Linked DNA regions of Homo sapiens: region 1 is linked to region 2. Evidence: chromatin contacts called from ENCODE Hi-C data. All regions are on one chromosome and are shown on one strand. The core of a region is the stretch at or near the end of the contact, and the rest is flanking DNA. Distances in the headings are between cores, read along the strand shown. Region 1 holds the start of HMSD (histocompatibility minor serpin domain containing). Region 2 holds the start of ZCCHC2 (zinc finger CCHC-type containing 2).

Region 1 (2,997 bases), core at 363-2,862, 1.4 Mb after region 2:
AATTTCTTGAAAGACACAATCCGCCAAAAGTCACACAACAGGAAATAGAACATTTGAATAGGCCTATATCTACTAAAAAAATTAATCAATAATTAATAGCCATCTAAAATAATTACCAGACCCAGATGGGCTCACTGGTAAATTCTAAAAACAAATTAAGAAAACGTTTACTCCAATTCTCTAAATCTCTTTCAGAAGATAGAAGCAGAAGAACTACTTTCTAATTCATTCTATAGGGCTGGAATTACTCTGATAACAAAACCAGACAAAGACATTAGAAGAAAAGAAACTTAAAGACCAATATCTTTCATTAGTATAGATGCAAAATCCTGAACAACATATTCACAAATGAAATCAAACTATGTGTAAAATAGTTGGATTATACATTGTGACTAAGTAAGATTGATTGCAGGTGTACAAGACTAATTCAACATTTGAAAATCAAAGGAATCCGTCATATCAACAGGTAAAAAACAGAAAAAATCCTCAAAAAATTGCTAGCAACTCCAATTCAACAACACATTAAACAGATCACTCACCACGATCAAGTGAGATTCACCCGGGTATGCAAGTATGATTCAATATACACAAATCAATAAATGCGATACATTGCATTAAAAGAACCAACAACAAAAACTGCACGATCATTTCAATAGATGCCGAAAATGTATTCAGTAAAATCCTACATCTCTTTATGATAAAAATCCTTAACACATTGGGTATAGAAGGAATATACCTCAAAACAATAAAAACCAAAATGAAAAACCCACTGCTAATATCATACTGAACAGGGAAAAATTGAAAACCTTTCCTATAAGATCTGCAACAAGACAAGGATGCCCAGTTTCACCCCCTTTATTCAGTATCTGACTGGAAGTCCTGGCCGGGGCAATTAGGCAAGAAAAAGAAACAAAGGACACCCAAACTGGAAAGAAAGATGTAAAATTAGCTTTGCTCACCAATGGTATAATCTTATAATCGGAAAAACCAAAAGACTCCCCTCAAAAACTACTAGAACTAATAAATGAATCAGTAAAGTTGCAGAATACAAAATGGATATAAAATATCCGTAAGATGTCTATACATCTACAGTGAACAGTCTGAAAAAGAAATCAAGAAAGAAATCCCACTTACAATAGCTATAAGAAATATGATGTATAAAATACCTAGTAATCAATTTAATTAAAAAAGTGAAAGACTTCTACAAGGACAACTATAAAACACTGATGAGAAAAACGTGAAGAACACACACAGAAAATGGACACATATTCATGCTCATAGGTTGGAATAATTAATGTTAAAAGTACAATGCTACCCAAACAATTTACAGATTGAATGCAATCCCTGTCAAAATACCAATGTCATTCTTCACAGAAATAGAAAAAAAAAAAAACCCTATAATTTGTATGGAACCACGAAAAACCCCAAATAGCCAAAGCGCATTATCGCTTCTTGACTGAAAACTCCCGGACAGTTGGGGCTTTTTCCTGCACAGAGATTGGCCACTTCCTGCACATCAGGAGATCCCCGCGGCCTGCGGGACCCGCCCCGCCCTCCTGCCCAGGCGCCCGCTAGGTGGTGCCTGGCTGGGCCCGACTCCGCCCGCCTCCCCATTCACTGGGAACTAACACCCGGCGCCGCTCAGACATCTCTATTCCCGCCTCTCCGACCCGGTCTCACTTCGCTCCTGGGCAGCTGCGCGGAGAACTGGGGTAGGTGTTTGACTTTGGGAGTGGTTCCCACACGCTGGATTCTCGTTACCTGCTCTTGAGCCCAGGAAAAGGGCGGGAACCTACGAAAGGGAAGCCCAGTGAAGTGCTCAGCGCACCTGTTGCTCCAGACCTTTCCCTGGGGCTGTCCTTCTTTACTCGGTCTCTGGCGGGGGCTCCCTAAGGGCAGGGACTTGGCTGCACTTGGCTGTGTGCCCTATGGGTCCAGGCGCGGGGAGGGGAGGCCAGGGCGAATGGGCGCGGAGCTGGGGGGTGAAAGTCCTGCCTGGGCTCCACTCATCCTGCAGGAGCTGGAAGTAGGTACAATGAGGCCTCCCACCCTGGTGAAGTTTATGTTGGGCGCTGGAAGGGGCTGTGAGGCCTGGGACCTCCAGGAAAAACAACAGCAGCAGTATTTATTTGTCGGTACCGAAACTCGTATGCTCTCAGTATTCAGAATTTGTACTTGACATTCCTCCTCCTTTAAAAGAAACCAGGAGAGGCGTTGATAGTATGTTTTTGGACTGGAAAAAAATCAAAATGAGGACGATACTGTTGCCAGAAAGCAAAAGTGTTGGGATAGTGTAAAAAGAAAGTAACCAATTTACAGAGATTCCCAGTAGACAAGTTGTGAGAATTTGCTCAAGAACAAAAACCAGTATGTGTTAATTGAAATACATGTTACAACAAAGCCAAGAAAGAGTCCTTTAGTAAATTCAGATAAAACAAGTAAAATGGGCCAGGCGCGGTGGCTCACGCTTGTAATCCCAGCACTTTGGGAGGCTGAGGGGGGCGGATCACGAGGTCAGGAGTTCGAGACCCAGCCTGGCCAATATGGTGAAACCCAGTCTCTACTAAAAATACAAAAATTAGCCGGGTGTCGTGACATGGGCCTGTAGTCCCAGCTACTCAGGAGGCTGAGGCAGAAGAATCGCTTGAACCTGGGAGGCAGAGGTTGCAGTGAGCCAAGATTGCACCACTGCACTCCAGCCTGAGGGACAAAGCGAGACTCTCTCTCAAAAAAAAAAAAAAAAAAAAAAAAAAATGTAAGATGAGTTTAAAGGAGGCAGGAAATAATTTCAATAATGTTTACAAGAAATGCTGTGTGATGATTCATATACGACTGCTGTGTAGGAATAGTGACTATAGGCACCTAGGTTGACAGGCACAGTGGTTACAAAAACCAACCTGAAGGCCTAAATATTAAACCAGGAGACTTTGAAAGCCAACTTGTGGATAGAACTCTGTGTTACGCAAATCAGATGCACGAGAACCTCAAATAGTATTT
Region 2 (2,709 bases), core at 139-2,638:
GAAAGAGTGACTTTTATATATTTTGCCAACCTCAAATGTGCTGAAAACAGTTCTCCCTCTCACCCTTTCATCCCCGAAACTGATTCAGGCTTCAGTTCACCCTTTTACTGAACTGTGAATGAGCCTCTTAGGACATAAACTTGTGAGGTGAACAGAGTTCAGCATATGCTCTCCCAACAGATGTTCCAGCACCACCGCAAAGAGTTACAATGTGATTCTTATCTTTCTGCATACTCCTACTACATAGCTGTAGTAGGACTTCTAAATTTAAAGTCTTAAGATTTTTTTTAACCCACCTTTTAATTAACCCTCAAAAGATCCAGCTGAGTTTTAAAAATTTGGACTATGTTGCTAAAAAAAAAAAAAAAAAAAAAAAAAAGTAACAGTGCGAGTGTAAACATCTTGGAAGCCTAAATCTGAAAAACGTAACAAAACTTTTTTTTTTTAAGTTTAAAGCCTGTCAAGTTGGTAGCTTATTAAATTCCTCCAGTCACATGAAATTCACAGCAGAACAAGGATTCAAAATGGGTTAGGCACCGAAATGTCATTTAGCAAATCAATGATTCCCAAAAGATAGAGGTTTAGGGGCGGGGAAGGGAGAGGCTTTTCCTAAACTATCCAGGAAATAATTTTCACAGAGCGTTACAGACTAGGAGCGTCCCCAGCAGCGCTCACCCTCGGCCGGCCGGGTCCCGCTGCGCACCTCCCGGCCGCGCGTCCCCACCTGCGCACGGTGCCTCCAGCCTGGGCGTGGGCGCGGCCCGGGATCGCGGCGCCGGGGCCGCAAACCGGGGCCGCAAACCAGCGCCGCCACCCGCGTCCGGACCCAGTCCCCTGTGAGCGACACCTGGCAAAGTTTCACAAGGTGGGAGACAGCCCACCGCCGGCTTTCAGGAAGTGCACTGGGCGGTGAGGACTCGAACGAGCTCGTCCCGGGGCTGGCGCACTCACTTCGGAGAAACCCCTGCTCCCGGGACGCGTTCACTCCGGCCGCGCAGGCAGCCCGGGCACCACTGGCGGAGGCGGGGCGGCAGCTGGCAAGCAGAGGAGAATCAGGAGTCCAAAGCCGGGCCAGGGCCCTCAGGAAAGGTGAGAGCGGCCGCGTCCCTCCGCTCACGTGGGCCTCGCACGCTCCTCACCGCTCCCGGGCTACCCTCACGCCGCCCCACGGCCCCAGCCCGCGTCCTCCTCCTGCCGAGCACCAGCCTTTAGGACCGCACGGAAGCCGCCGAGAGGGAGGCGGCCGGCCAGCAGTTGGGCGTGGCTTCCTGGAGAAAGGCGGCCCCCCAGGGGGCGGGGAGAGCGACGTCACCGTCGATTCGCGGTGCTGATTGGCGGAGGTGAGGTGCGCGGAGCCCGCAAGCTTCTCCGCCCGGCCCGGCTGCTCCACCTCCTCACCCAGCCGCTCCGTCCTCACCGGCTCGCGAGGGAACAGCTCAGGCACCGCCGCCCCGGCTCAGCGCGGACGGCGGAGAGAGGGAGGCGGAAGGAGGACACCCTCGCTCGCTTGCTCCCACCCGCACCCGGGCTCCCAGAACCGGCGAGGAGCCCAGGGGGAGGAGCCGTCGCGGGCACGCCCCGCCCCCAGCCCGGGAAGACGACGCCAGCGACCCCGCCGGCCGGCCACCGCCCCCCTCGCCGGCCGAGACCCGCCCCCGGCCCCGGCCCTCCCCCGGCGGCATGGAGGGGCCCCGCTCCTGACGGCCGCGCCGCCGCCTCGGCCCGTGCTCCACCTCGCGGCCCCTCCCGCCCGCCCCCGCTCGCATGTCTGCGCCGCCCTAGCCGAGGATGCTGAGGATGAAGCTGCCGCTGAAGCCAACGCACCCCGCGGAGCCGCCGCCCGAGGCGGAGGAGCCCGAGGCGGACGCGCGGCCGGGCGCGAAGGCGCCTTCGCGCCGCCGCCGCGACTGCCGCCCCCCGCCGCCGCCGCCGCCGCCCGCGGGCCCGTCGCGGGGCCCTCTGCCGCCGCCGCCGCCGCCCCGGGGACTCGGGCCGCCTGTTGCTGGTGGAGCGGCGGCGGGGGCGGGTATGCCGGGCGGCGGCGGGGGGCCCTCGGCGGCGCTGCGCGAGCAGGAGCGGGTATACGAGTGGTTCGGGCTGGTGCTGGGCTCGGCGCAGCGCCTGGAGTTCATGTGCGGGCTGCTGGACCTGTGCAACCCGCTGGAGCTGCGCTTCCTTGGCTCGTGCCTGGAGGACCTGGCGCGCAAGGACTACCACTACCTGCGCGACTCGGAGGCCAAGGCCAACGGCCTCTCGGACCCGGGGCCGCTGGCCGACTTCCGAGAGCCCGCGGTGCGCTCGCGCCTCATCGTCTACCTGGCGCTGCTGGGCTCGGAGAACCGGGAGGCCGCTGGCCGTCTGCACCGCCTGCTACCCCAGGTGGACTCGGTGCTCAAAAGCCTGCGCGCGGCCCGGGGCGAGGGCTCGCGGGGCGGCGCGGAGGACGAGCGCGGCGAGGACGGCGACGGCGAGCAGGACGCCGAGAAGGACGGCTCAGGCCCGGAAGGCGGCATTGTGGAGCCCCGGGTCGGCGGCGGGCTTGGCTCCAGGGCCCAGGAGGAACTGCTGCTGCTCTTCACCATGGCCTCGCTGCACCCGGCTTTCTCCTTCCACCAGCGGGTCACCCTGAGGGAACACTTGGAGAGGCTCCGCGCCGCGCTCCGCGGGGGCCCCGAGGACGCGGAGGTGGAGGTAGAGCCGTGCAAGTTT

What was found. Hi-C counts contacts between places; a loop is a spot of excess contacts on that map. Pooled maps may share reads with other maps.
Region 1: a pooled map shows a loop between it and region 2 (4-fold over the local background). The contact joins the promoter of HMSD here to the promoter of ZCCHC2 in region 2. A Hi-C loop is called at or near these places in 5 of 37 single-sample maps with no recorded cell type and 7 of 50 pooled maps.

The regions. Positions count from the first base shown.
Region 1 is chr18:63,947,689-63,950,685 of GRCh38, forward strand. HMSD (histocompatibility minor serpin domain containing) reads left to right here and starts at 1,613. Exons shown (of 4, transcript NM_001123366.2): 1 at 1,613-1,712. RefSeq lists a silencer at 1,451-1,680.
Region 2 is chr18:62,521,637-62,524,345 of GRCh38, forward strand. ZCCHC2 (zinc finger CCHC-type containing 2) reads left to right here and starts at 1,389. Exons shown (of 14, transcript NM_017742.6): 1 at 1,389-2,709. The coding sequence starts at 1,789. RefSeq lists silencers at 643-752, 983-1,252, 1,283-1,782, 2,673-2,709 and an enhancer at 2,098-2,671.